Regions from separate parts of the Homo sapiens genome. Here region 1 is linked to region 2. A link is a loop called in an ENCODE intact Hi-C map of the cell type or tissue named here. Cell type or tissue: GM12878. All regions are shown on one strand. Each heading gives the region's core, and the rest is flanking DNA. Links, peaks and the distances in the headings are about the cores only. Region 1 overlaps SFXN5 (sideroflexin 5). Region 2 overlaps SPR (sepiapterin reductase).

Region 1 (5,371 bases), core at 47-5,046, 81 kb before region 2:
GCTTCTAATCTCCACTCCTTTAGCCTGTTTAAGATGAATAGTATAATTTCAAAGCATATAAAAGAATATTGGGAATTTTTGTTTGCATTTCTGATTTGGTTATACTTAGGTCTCATATTTGTTCTTTACTTGAAGAAAAAAAATATTCCTGAAATTAATCAGCTTCTTTAGGAAGCCGACATGTTGTAGGTACCTAAGTGTGGGACCCATGACTAGGTTACGTCAATCCCTGCTGGCTTTAAAATGTGTGTGATCTTCTTCAAGAAGTTTGGCAGTTTTTTTTTTTACTTTTTGGGTAAATGAAACATGATTATATTCTCACTGTAAAAATTTAAATATTATAGAAAATTCTGGTGTAAAAAAGTGGAAGTCTTTCAACAACCCCTAATTCTCAAATTGAATTCCTTTCCCCAAGCAGACCACTCTGTGAGCTGTGAACCTTCCAAAACATTACCTGTGGATTTATGCACACATATATGTGCATATGCCAATTACAGGGTTTTACATACAGTAAATCATCATGTACATACTCAGTAGCTTTTTTCACATAACAGTTTGTTTTGGAGATCTTCCCATGTGAGTTCCCTAATGGTGGACATTTAGGTTGTTTCTAATTATTTGCTCTTACAAACAGTGCTATAATTAACATCCTTGTAAATGTCTCTTTGTGCATATGGGCAAGCATTTCTTTAGGGTAGCTATCTATGGTTTGGCAATTTCTACTGTCTTTAATTGCATTGCCTGGTATCTGGCAGACGATCTTCTGCATGTACAATAACTTTTCATGTCCGTGCTCCATTATAGTGTAAGTTTTAGAAAGATGTTTTAGGCAACAATTAGGAATCTAAGTTTAAGTTCAAATTCTGTATGGATTGCTGTGGTCAGCTGAGGTGACACTTGAATGAATGGATACCTGTACACATGGCTGCATTCACACATGTACAGGCAATTGTGTTGAGTAGCAGGTAAGATTCCCTTCTCTGACGACTTTCATTGTAAGGCACATTATGATTTTTAAAACATTAAAATATGGGAAGGTGCATCGTAGAATTGAGGAGTTATGGTAGTTTATTTTCCCCAAATCAGTAGCCCATTGCTGCATGTCTGTGTTTAAATGGTCCTTTCCCTGTGAGTTGATAGAACTGCTTTACTACCAATTAATTTCCCTGACAGATGGGTGAGTTGCAGGACTAGTGTACTGCATTGATCTGCTTGTCTATTCCTGCCCTAGTTCAGGGGCAGGCTCCCCCATGATCTTCTTTTGGAGAACTTTCTTGCACATTTGTCTTTCTGTCTACTGCTCTTTCTTCCTCCCCACACTGCCCCTTTTACACCGGGTGCTTCATTAGCTTTTCACAATCTGCATGATTTTGCATCGCAATGGGTCGGATGTGAGAACATCTGCAGCAGGCAAGAGCAAATTCTCTTCAGGACTTAACACTGAGCTTGCCATCATCAAGAAGCAAAGTCTTTCTCTCTCCTTCTCTTTCTCTCTCTCATTCCTTGACATCTCCCACATTGCTGCTCAAACATCAGTTATGCCTGAGTCTTGAATGGTGTCAATCTGAGTTGAAAATGTGCCAGCTTTCTTAACATCATCACTAACAGGCTGCTTAATTAACCTGCTGATACCATCAATAATAGATCTTGCTGGTGTGTTGGAGAGGAGACCTGTGCCCCAGGGTTGTGCATGTTCTTGTTCTCTCTGTCTCTGTTTTTTTTTTTTTCTCTCTCTCTCTCTATCATTTGCTTAGGCTCTCAGTGTCCCTGTCACAGGAGCCGGACTTGCCAGGAGTGGGATGGGAAGGATCAGGGACAGTTTGAAAAGGATATGGCAGAATTGAAAGTTTGGGATGAGCTCATGGAAATGAAATCACTGTAACAGGCTGGCATTCCCACTGCCCAAGGGCATGGATGGCTGGTAGCCTCTGCATACGGCAGGTGCTCAATAAAGGCCAACCAATGTACACAGTCAACAGAAGAGATTGCAGGTCATGTGCCATCTGTGTAGGCTGTAAGAATTGCCGGTTTCAAGGGAGGAGCCTGGGGAGGGGGCAGGTACCATCATTCTGAGATGACTTTTAGGGTTTTCTCTGTTTTTTTTCCATTCAGGCAGCTTCAGAATTGTCCTGGAGGGGCTGGATGAGGGGAAGGAGGCTGGGTTTTCACTTCCTTTCATGCTTCATCTTTCATCTCAGTGGTTTTGTGTTTGAACCAAAGCTGTCCTGCTCGCCGCATGTTTAATGTTTGGAGATTACAGGGAGAGAGTGAGATGCCACCGTGAGTCAGGGCTGGTCCACTACCACCTCCAGATCCACACTCTCTCTTCTGTTTGTCTCCCCTATGCATACACACACAAAATGGGGGCTGGAGACATTTCAGCTGTCCCCACTTTCCCCTGACTTGGCATGGGCACAGGTGCAGAGGCTGACATTTTGTGTGAGCTCAGCCAGCACCCAGAAATCCCATGGAGACCCTACATTCTGCCCCTCCTTTTATGCCCGGAGAAGCCAAGGTGGGGTTGGGTGGCAATGGCTCAAGTCCCCAGAGTGAGCTGGTAGCTCCTGACTTTAGCAGGATGCTCGTCTCCTGGACCACATTCCTGTAACTTTGCCTTTCTGGGAGTGGCGGTGGTGGTGGTATGGTGGACAGCGTCATCAGAGGGCTAGGATTGATGCCTTTCAGGGCAGAAAACCCCACTGTCCTCTCAACGGTTTTCTTAGGTCTCCTGGGAACCGAAAGCCTGGCAGCTCCAAGGGCATGGGGGATGCATAGCCTCCCTAAGGCCACTAGAGGGCATGTCACTAACACAGAGGCCAGGTGGCTGCTTCCCAAGGCTACCCTGGGGGACCCTTCTGGGCCCTGAGCCCTGGGCGCCTGGGGCTGAGGCGGGAGAGATATGGAGCCAGAATTGGAACCCAAGCCCGATGGCCCCAAACCCAGGCTCCCATCCCCTCCTGGTCATGCCCTGCTAACCAGATCTCCTTTACCTTGGATTCAGCTTCCTAATTCTGTCTGTCACTGACTGTGGTGAAAACAAGGGTTTCTCAGTGTCAGCAATGTTGACATATTTGGGGGCCAGATGATCCTTTGGTGGGGGGACTGTCCTGTGCCTTGCGAGATGTTTAGCAGCACCTCTGGCCTCTATCCACCAGATGCCTGCAGCAACCCCTGACCCCTAGATCACAATCACTGAAAATGCCCTCAAACATGGCCAAATGCCCCACAGAACCGCCCCTGGCAGAGAGCGGCTGTTTAGGGCAGGTGAGCATGCCTGTTGTGGGGCAGGAGAGCCCGGGACACAGAGGGACTGCCCATGGTTTCCACTGCACTGAGCGTCGGTGGAAGCAGGAGAGATGCTCGAAGATGGTGTGTGTGCTCTAAATACATTTTAGAACTGTATTTGGCCTCCTGCTTTTCTTCTCCAAAGACTGCAGAGTCTCTCGGTCTTCCCCTGTTTATTCCACCTCCCCATTTTAATGAAACAGGCGACTGAGGCCCCAGGGGTCTCAAGCCACACCTCACCCACAGAACCCTGTGCCCCAGCTGTGAGCACCCTGGACCACTCGTTGGCTCAGGCCCCAGGAGCATCTGTGGTCTCCCTCCCACTCCGCCTGCCCACTAGGCCCCGCCACCCTCCAGCTCCCCAAACCCTGGTGGCCCCCCCCACTGGAAGGAGGGGGAAGCAGCAGGTGTTGATGCTAATCAGCGTTCACAGCCCAGAACTGCAGTCGCTCCCAGGCTCACACACTCCCCAAAATTAAACACTCATTATACAAAATTAATTGACATTAATTAGCAAAAATTAAAACTTTAAACACAGCAAGGCGCTTTGGGGGGAGGAGTGAAGCAGGCAGACTCTGCATTTGTCACCCCCCACTCCCCACCTGCCCACCCCTCCCAGGTCCCCCCACTTCCATCCTGCAGCGGGGCTGGGAGAGTTCAGGCGGGGTCAACACCCACACTGCACTGGGCCACGGGGCCTGGCCCAGTCATGTGAGTCCCAGGATGGGGGAGCAGAAAGAGGATCCCTGAGCTAGTTGCCAGCTAATGGGTGGCCCCAGACTTCAACAACCAGTGCTTCACTAAGGAGCCGGGAACCCTCCCCTTAGCCCAGGTTCCCAAGATCTCAGATGGCAGAGGGGCCTAGCCAAAGGCAGGCACTCAGCCATAGGAAGCAAGAATGGAGAAGGTCTGCCCTTAACTCAGCCCGCTGCTCCTGCCCCAACCCTCTTGCCCCCTGAGTATTCAGAGGCAGAGGCACTGTAGCCTTTCTGCTCTGTCCCACTCTGCTGTGTGACCTCAGATAAGTCACTCCTCTTCTCTGAGCCTCAGTCTTCCATCCATATGATGAGGGGGTGGTGCTGGGTGAACACTGAGGTTTCTGCCTCTCTGGCACCTGCTGTCAGGGAGGCAAATTTCTGGGAACTTGATTTGCTCAGAGACAGGAGGGGCTGGATGTTGGACCGACAGTTTAAGAGGATAGGGCAGCGCAAGGGCCCCAGTGATGGTGGAACATCAGGCCTCGGGGTCAGGGGGGATGCGACTTCAGGTCAGAGAGCCCTCCCAGATGGACACCCACTTTGCCTGCCTAGTGGGCTTGCCCTGGAGGAGAGGAAAGCAGCCCCTCGGTAAGTGGCCGCTCTCTGAGGCCAGAACGGGTGTCCTCCCTGATACCTGTTCTTTTCCACTTTCACTTACCAGGTTCCCAAGGGCCCCCAGATCCCTCACCAGGCTGATAGGCAGATGGACAACAGAACCACCCCTTCCCTAACCTTTGCCCATGCATTTGAACACAGAACCCCAAGGCTTGCGTAGGAAGGAGTGTAGTGACCTCCCTCCAGGTGGAATGCCATCTTCCTCCTCATCCTGCTCTCTGCATCCCCTCTCTCTGCAGCCAGTGCCAATATCTGCAATGTGGTCCTGATGCGGTACGGGGAGCTGGAGGAAGGGATTGATGTCCTGGACAGCGATGGCAACCTCGTGGGCTCCTCCAAGATCGCAGCCCGACACGTGGGTCTGGGGGTTCGCAGGGTTGGGGAGGCCAGCAACAGGGGAGGGGAGTGGTTTTCCTTTAGCGTGTGTCTTCCACAGGCTTCTATCCAGGGTACCCTTATTTTGGCATCTTGATGTCTCCTCCTCACCCCACCCCCACCTCCAATCTGCATGAGTCTGGGCCTCTGGCCTCCCGCATGTTCCCCTGGACATGGTCTCACTGCTGTGAAAAGTTCCTGTCTCTTATCGCAGCCCCTCAGGACCCAGCTTCTTGCTTGTCTCACCCAGAGGAGGTGTTAATTGGTGAGGGCAGAGGAGACTCCCTCAGAGCTCTCTTCCCCTTGCCTCTGCCCGGGCCCTACCTCCCGGGCCTTCA
Region 2 (5,371 bases), core at 216-5,215:
GTCCCTGTCCTTTGCATAGGGCTCCTGCCCTGGGGGTCAGATAGGGGGATCTGGGGTTGTCCTTTGGCAGTCCTGTGGACTAAGAGGCTGCTAGACAGCTTTCAGGTTAGTTAGCTGAGGAACCACGCTGAGCACTAAGGTCATCTGGGGGAGGAGCCCCCAAGGGATAGGCATTTCCTTCTCTCTCCCTTCCTCCTTTCCCCCAGCTCCTCACTGAAAAAAGAAGTCCGGGACTCTCCTGGCTCACACGAAGGGCTCTTAGGGCTGAAGATGGAGTTACCATGGATGAAAGGAGAGACAAAGGGTGAGGTAGGAGAGGCTGGCTGGGAAGTAACAATCATTCCCTCGTGGGAGTGGGCTCTACTTCAAAAGTCTGAGACAACATCTGTGCTGCTCCCCGCCTCCCAGCACCACAGGTGGGAGACCTCAGGACTGGGGAGTGGGGCAAGGATGGCTCGCTCCAGGCTCAGAGCCCTACCCTCCATCGGCTCCCCCAGCTAACCCCAGAGGTTCAGAGTGATTCCTCAGCTGGTTTCCAGCAAGCTGTCTAGTGGCTTCTGGTCCACTCCCCTGCTTTTACACCCCAGATCACTGAGAGATGATGTGAGGGCTGGAGAGGTGCCACCTCAGGGGGTTTCTACCCCAGGGGACTTGGAGTCATCTTCACCCACCTCCCTGTCATCACACGGGAGCCCAGTAGCGAGGGCACGCCTGGGCGCTTTTGGGTGTGCTCACCTGCCATATGAGTCAGAATTATCGCATGCATGCTAGCCTATGAGGCCATGTTCTATGGGAAAGGACGAAGGTGAAGGAGGCCAGGAGGCAGCATTCCAGGGCTTAGCTCTCTGGGGTGAGGCACGGGGAGATGCTAGGATGGAGTACATCCCGGGCGGGTGACCCTGATGGCTGACAACAGACTCAGCACCAGCCTGGGTGTGGGGGCACACATATGTATTCATAGGAGGAAGGACAGGAATTGGGGATTCGGGGGAACCTCTTGACCAGACTAATCCCAGCTGGTCATGCTCTTGGACACTGGCTTTGGCCTGGAATATTCCCCTCACTCCCCCTGCTCCTTACAGGCCAGCTGCTGGCCCCAGTGCAGGTGTATTAAACACAAAACCAAAAACTGCACAGCGCTCTCACACCAAAGACAAAGAGGAACCTCGTTTGTCTTTTAGCTCATCTATGGCCCTGCTCGCTCCAGCAGCTGGGCCCTGGGCATGTGCAGGCATGTATTTGTGTGTGTGCACTCACGTGTGCTCATGTGTGCGGTGGCCAAGGCCAGGTCATGCGGTTGGGGAACACAGATGGTTAGCCCCTGGAGGGTGGCTGCTTATGGCCTGGAGGCCGCCACAAAAGCCTCCATGCCTCAGTGTGGGTGGACCTGGGGAGGCTGAGTCCAGGGCTGGGAGCAAGGTCTGGGAAATCCCTGAGGGCAGAGACTGTGGGTCACTGAAGAGGCCTCGGGACCTGACAGGAAGAGTGATGCTGCCCATCTCTGATCTCCCCAATTCCCTGGGGGCCCGAGAGTCCAGAATCCTGGGCTGCAGGGAGAGATAGCCCAAGAGAGCACTTCCGAAGCTCTTACATCTCTGGGCTCAGAGAAGACAAATGTCAGGCATGGGAGGGCCTCGCCACCTCGTGGGGACAAGCGGTACTCCTCACTAAGCCCCTGGCCAACCAGCCTAGAGGGGAGGTACAGAGTCAACCCCGATGATCATCCACAAGGAGCTGGACTGGCACTGCCCACCCTCACACTCCCACAGGAGCAAGGGGCCTGGTGAGGAAACCTACCCACCACCCACCACGTCATGAAAGGCAGCCCAGGCTGCCATAATCCATGGCCTCACCACACTGGAAACACCTCAGACGAAGGTGTCCAGGAAAGAATCTTGGAGTTCACTGCTCTAAGGAAACTGAAGCCCAGAGAGAGAGCAGGGCTCTGCCCAACACCCCACAGCATCTCTGTCATAGACAAGGTAGTGGGACTGAAGGTTCCTGACTCCAAAGTTCACACATTTTCCTGTAAATCCAAGACAAGGTATCCAGACCAGACCCCACCCTCACCTCCAGGAGGCTGAATAGGGGCAGTACAGTGAGAGTTTTTGCCTCAAGTCAGGCAGGGGAGGATGTCTGAACTGTCTAGAGGAGAGGAGGCTTCCAGCAGAGTTCCAGGATGAGCTGGATCTTGATATTTAAAGGCAATAAATAATATTAGCATCTACAGGGCATTTACCACAATGCTAGCACTGTGCTGAACATTTACAAACATTAGGTCACTTAATGTTCAAAATAACCCTTCAGGGTAGGTGCCATTATAATCCACATTTTTCAGATAAGGAAACTGAGGCACAGAGAAGAAACTTGCCCTGGGTTACCAGCTGTGGCAGAGCAGGAACCTGAGCCCAGTGATTTCTACTTCGATGGGGGCATGAGGGCAAGGCATCTGCTGGACCAGGTAAAAGTTCGCCCATTCCCTCCTAGGGGAGCAGGCAGGGCACTGCCAGCTTCAGCCTAGGGCCTGCCCTTCAGCAAAAGGCGCGGCCTCCATGCGCCCTCTGCTGAGCACAAGGAGGAGTTCCCTTCTGCACACTCAGAGGCAGGCTGAGTCCTGGAGTCAGCGGGCAGGGGACCACGCTTCCTTCTCCCAAATATGGCCAGGGGCCAGGGTGCTGGCTGCAGACCACCACTGCCGTGGAGCTCGCAGCCCAGCCTATGTCTACCAACCTGCACAAGGATTGGCTTGGTTGCAGCCCTGATTTCTCAGAGCTTCCCTTTCTTGGAATCTTGCCCATCTCCCCCAAAGGCATGCTGGTCCTAAGCCCACCCCACTGACGACCTGGACCATGGGCCAGATGGACAATGCCAAAAGGGCCAATAGCAGCTGGCATCCATTCACAGCATTGCCACGTGGACAGGGGGTGGAATTGGCAATCCACAGAGTTGGGGAAAGGACCCAGGCTTTAGGGCCATGTGGAGGGCAGGCTGTAAGCTGGGCCCTAAAAGATGGGTATTCTGAATAGCCCAGGGTGAGAAAAGGGCTATCAAGGCTGGGGTCAGCGTGGGCAACAGCACAAAAAAGCAGGCATGCCGATTGTGGGCAACTTTGCACCTGGGCTTGCCACTGAGTGGGGCCTGATGACTGGAGGCAGATGGCCCCCGGAAAGCTCCCTAGGAAATAAGGACAACACCTCACTTTTGGGTTAACTGCCTTGGGAATGGCCTTGGGCCCAGTGAACCAGGCAGTCAGTCATAGGCCCTGTATCAGAGGAGAAAGCAAGCATGAAGAAAGGACAATCTGTATTTTATTTGTATCTGCCTTTGGCGTGTATACAGACACCCAGGAGCCCCTTCTCCCAGCCTGGGGGAGGGGTGGTAGATTCTGAAGGAAGGAGACATCAGAGTGAGGACACAAAGTTCAACAGAAGGTCCTGCTACCCTCAGCAAGGGGCATCTATGTGGGCTGGGACATGTACCGTCTGCCCTTCCTCCCATCCAGGCCATCTGCGAATCTACATGGGTCCTCCTATTCGACACCAGATCACTCTTTCCTCTACCCACAGGCTTGCTATGAGCAAGAGACACAACCTCCTCTCTTCTGTGTTCCAGCTTCTTTTCCTGTTCTTCCCACCCCTTAAGTTCTATTCCTGGGGATAGAGACACCAATACCCATAACCTCTCTCCTAAGCCTCCTTATAACCCAGGGTGCACAGCACAGACTCCTGACAACTGGTAAGGCCAATGACCTGGGAGCTCACAGCTGGCTGTGCCTGAGGGCAGGGCAGCAGGCATGAATGCTTCTATGTGTAAGGCAGGACTGCCCCTATGGCAGGGTGTGGGGAGCCACAGGGCTCTGGGGTATGTCTAAAAGTGGGGGCAAAAAGGTTCAGGAAGCCAAAAACATGGGCTTATTTGTCATAGAAGTCCACGTGGGCTCCAGACTTGAACTCGTCCTTTTCCAGTAAGCTCAGCAGTTTCTGGGCTGACACCTTGCAATCCACCAGCTTCCCCTTTGCCTTCAGCTCCTGCAGCCCTTTTCGCATGTCTGGGTCCACGGAGGTCTCCCGGGCCAACTGCTGCATGTCTGTGTCCAGAGGACCTAGAGGATGAAAAGGAGACGATGAGGGAACATGGCCAAGGCAGGGACAGAAGGTTTCAGGTCCCTGTTTTATGTCGGGGGTGGGGCTGAGTCAGGTCTGGCCAGAGGAAACACGTCATCTTGGCTGAAATGTGTGGTCAGGGTTGCCAAAGGCTCCAATTTGTCACCATCAAGTTCTGGACTGAAATTCAAAAGCCCACTGAACATGGACCCTCTAGACTACCATGTCTAAAACCAAGATTCTCATCTCCTGTCCAACCAGCACCACCTCCTGACATTCCCATTTCTATTAATGAAGTATTCTTTTCCCAGACTCAAAACGTCCATCACTTCCTCCTTCCCTCCCCCATCGTCCCCAGAGCCAACCAGGCACCAGGTAGGACCCTTCAGCATCTACACATCCCGACAATCAGGCCCTTTTTACAACCTTGCTTCTCTCCCTGCCTCAGCTCCTTCTGTAGCCCTCTACTAAACTCATTCTACTAAAACATCACTGGGGCCCAGCTGCAGTGGCTCACACCTGCAACCCCAGCACTTTGGGAAGCTGAGGCAGGAGGATCACTTGAGGTCAGGAGTTTGAGACCAGCCTGGCCAACATGGTGAAACCCTGTCTCTACTAAAAATACAAAAATTAGCCAGGTGTGGTGGCACATGCCTGTAGTCCCAGCTACTGTGGAGGCTGAGGCACTAGAATTGCCTGAGCCTAGGCCAAGTGCAGTGGCTCACGCCTGTAATCCCAGCACTTTGGGAGGCCGAGGCGGGCAGATCATGAGGTCAGGAGATTGAGACCATCCTGGCTAACATGGTGAAATCCCATCTCTTCTAAAAATACAAAAAATTAGCCGGGTGTGGTGGCGGGCGCTTGTAGTCCCAGCTACTCGGGAGGCTGAGGCAGGAGAATGGCGTGAACCTGGGAGGTGGAGCTTGCAGTGGCCGAGATCGTGCCACTGCACTCCAGCCTAGGCAACAGAGTGAGACTCCATCTCAACAAACAAACAAATAAACAAACAAAAACATCACTGGGATCACAACATTCCTCCGCTCAAAACCCCTCAACAGCTTCCCAGTAGCCTGGCCTAATACTCAAGGCATCCTAGTCTGCCCTCCTCTGGGCACACCTACTCTACAGGCAAACTGAAGACCTGCCACGCCCACAGTGAGCCTTCGCACCTTTATTTCCTTTCATCAGGAATGCCTTCCATCTGCCAACAACCAAGGTCAATGTCCAGTTCAGCTACCTCCAATAAAGCCATCTCTAGTCTCCCCACC

Evidence for each region. Peaks named below come from ENCODE experiments on the same cell type or tissue, not always from the same donor. Only the 100,000 strongest peaks of a DNase experiment are listed, where the experiment ranks them.
Region 1: a loop joins it to region 2, with 12 times the contacts of the local background. A loop is called at or near these places in 66 of 110 quality-filtered maps.

What each region holds. Positions count from the first base shown.
Region 1 is chr2:72,971,212-72,976,582 of GRCh38, reverse strand. SFXN5 (sideroflexin 5) reads left to right here. Exons shown (of 14, transcript NM_144579.3): 11 at 4,898-5,013. Among named protein-coding and RNA genes, the nearest start is that of EMX1, 56 kb to the right of the region's middle. In GM12878, for the core only: a CTCF peak has its summit at 2,785 (motif pointing right); a DNase peak (open chromatin) is centred at 2,770.
Region 2 is chr2:72,890,078-72,895,448 of GRCh38, reverse strand. SPR (sepiapterin reductase) reads right to left here. Exons shown (of 3, transcript NM_003124.5): 3 at 3,291-4,102. The coding sequence ends at 3,912. Among named protein-coding and RNA genes, the nearest start is that of SPR, 5.4 kb to the right of the region's middle. RefSeq lists enhancers at 1,151-1,440, 1,841-1,930, 2,768-3,269. In GM12878, for the core only: CTCF peaks have their summits at 1,642 (motif pointing left) and 2,558 (motif pointing left); DNase peaks (open chromatin) are centred at 1,278 and 1,598; H3K27ac peaks cover 488 bases.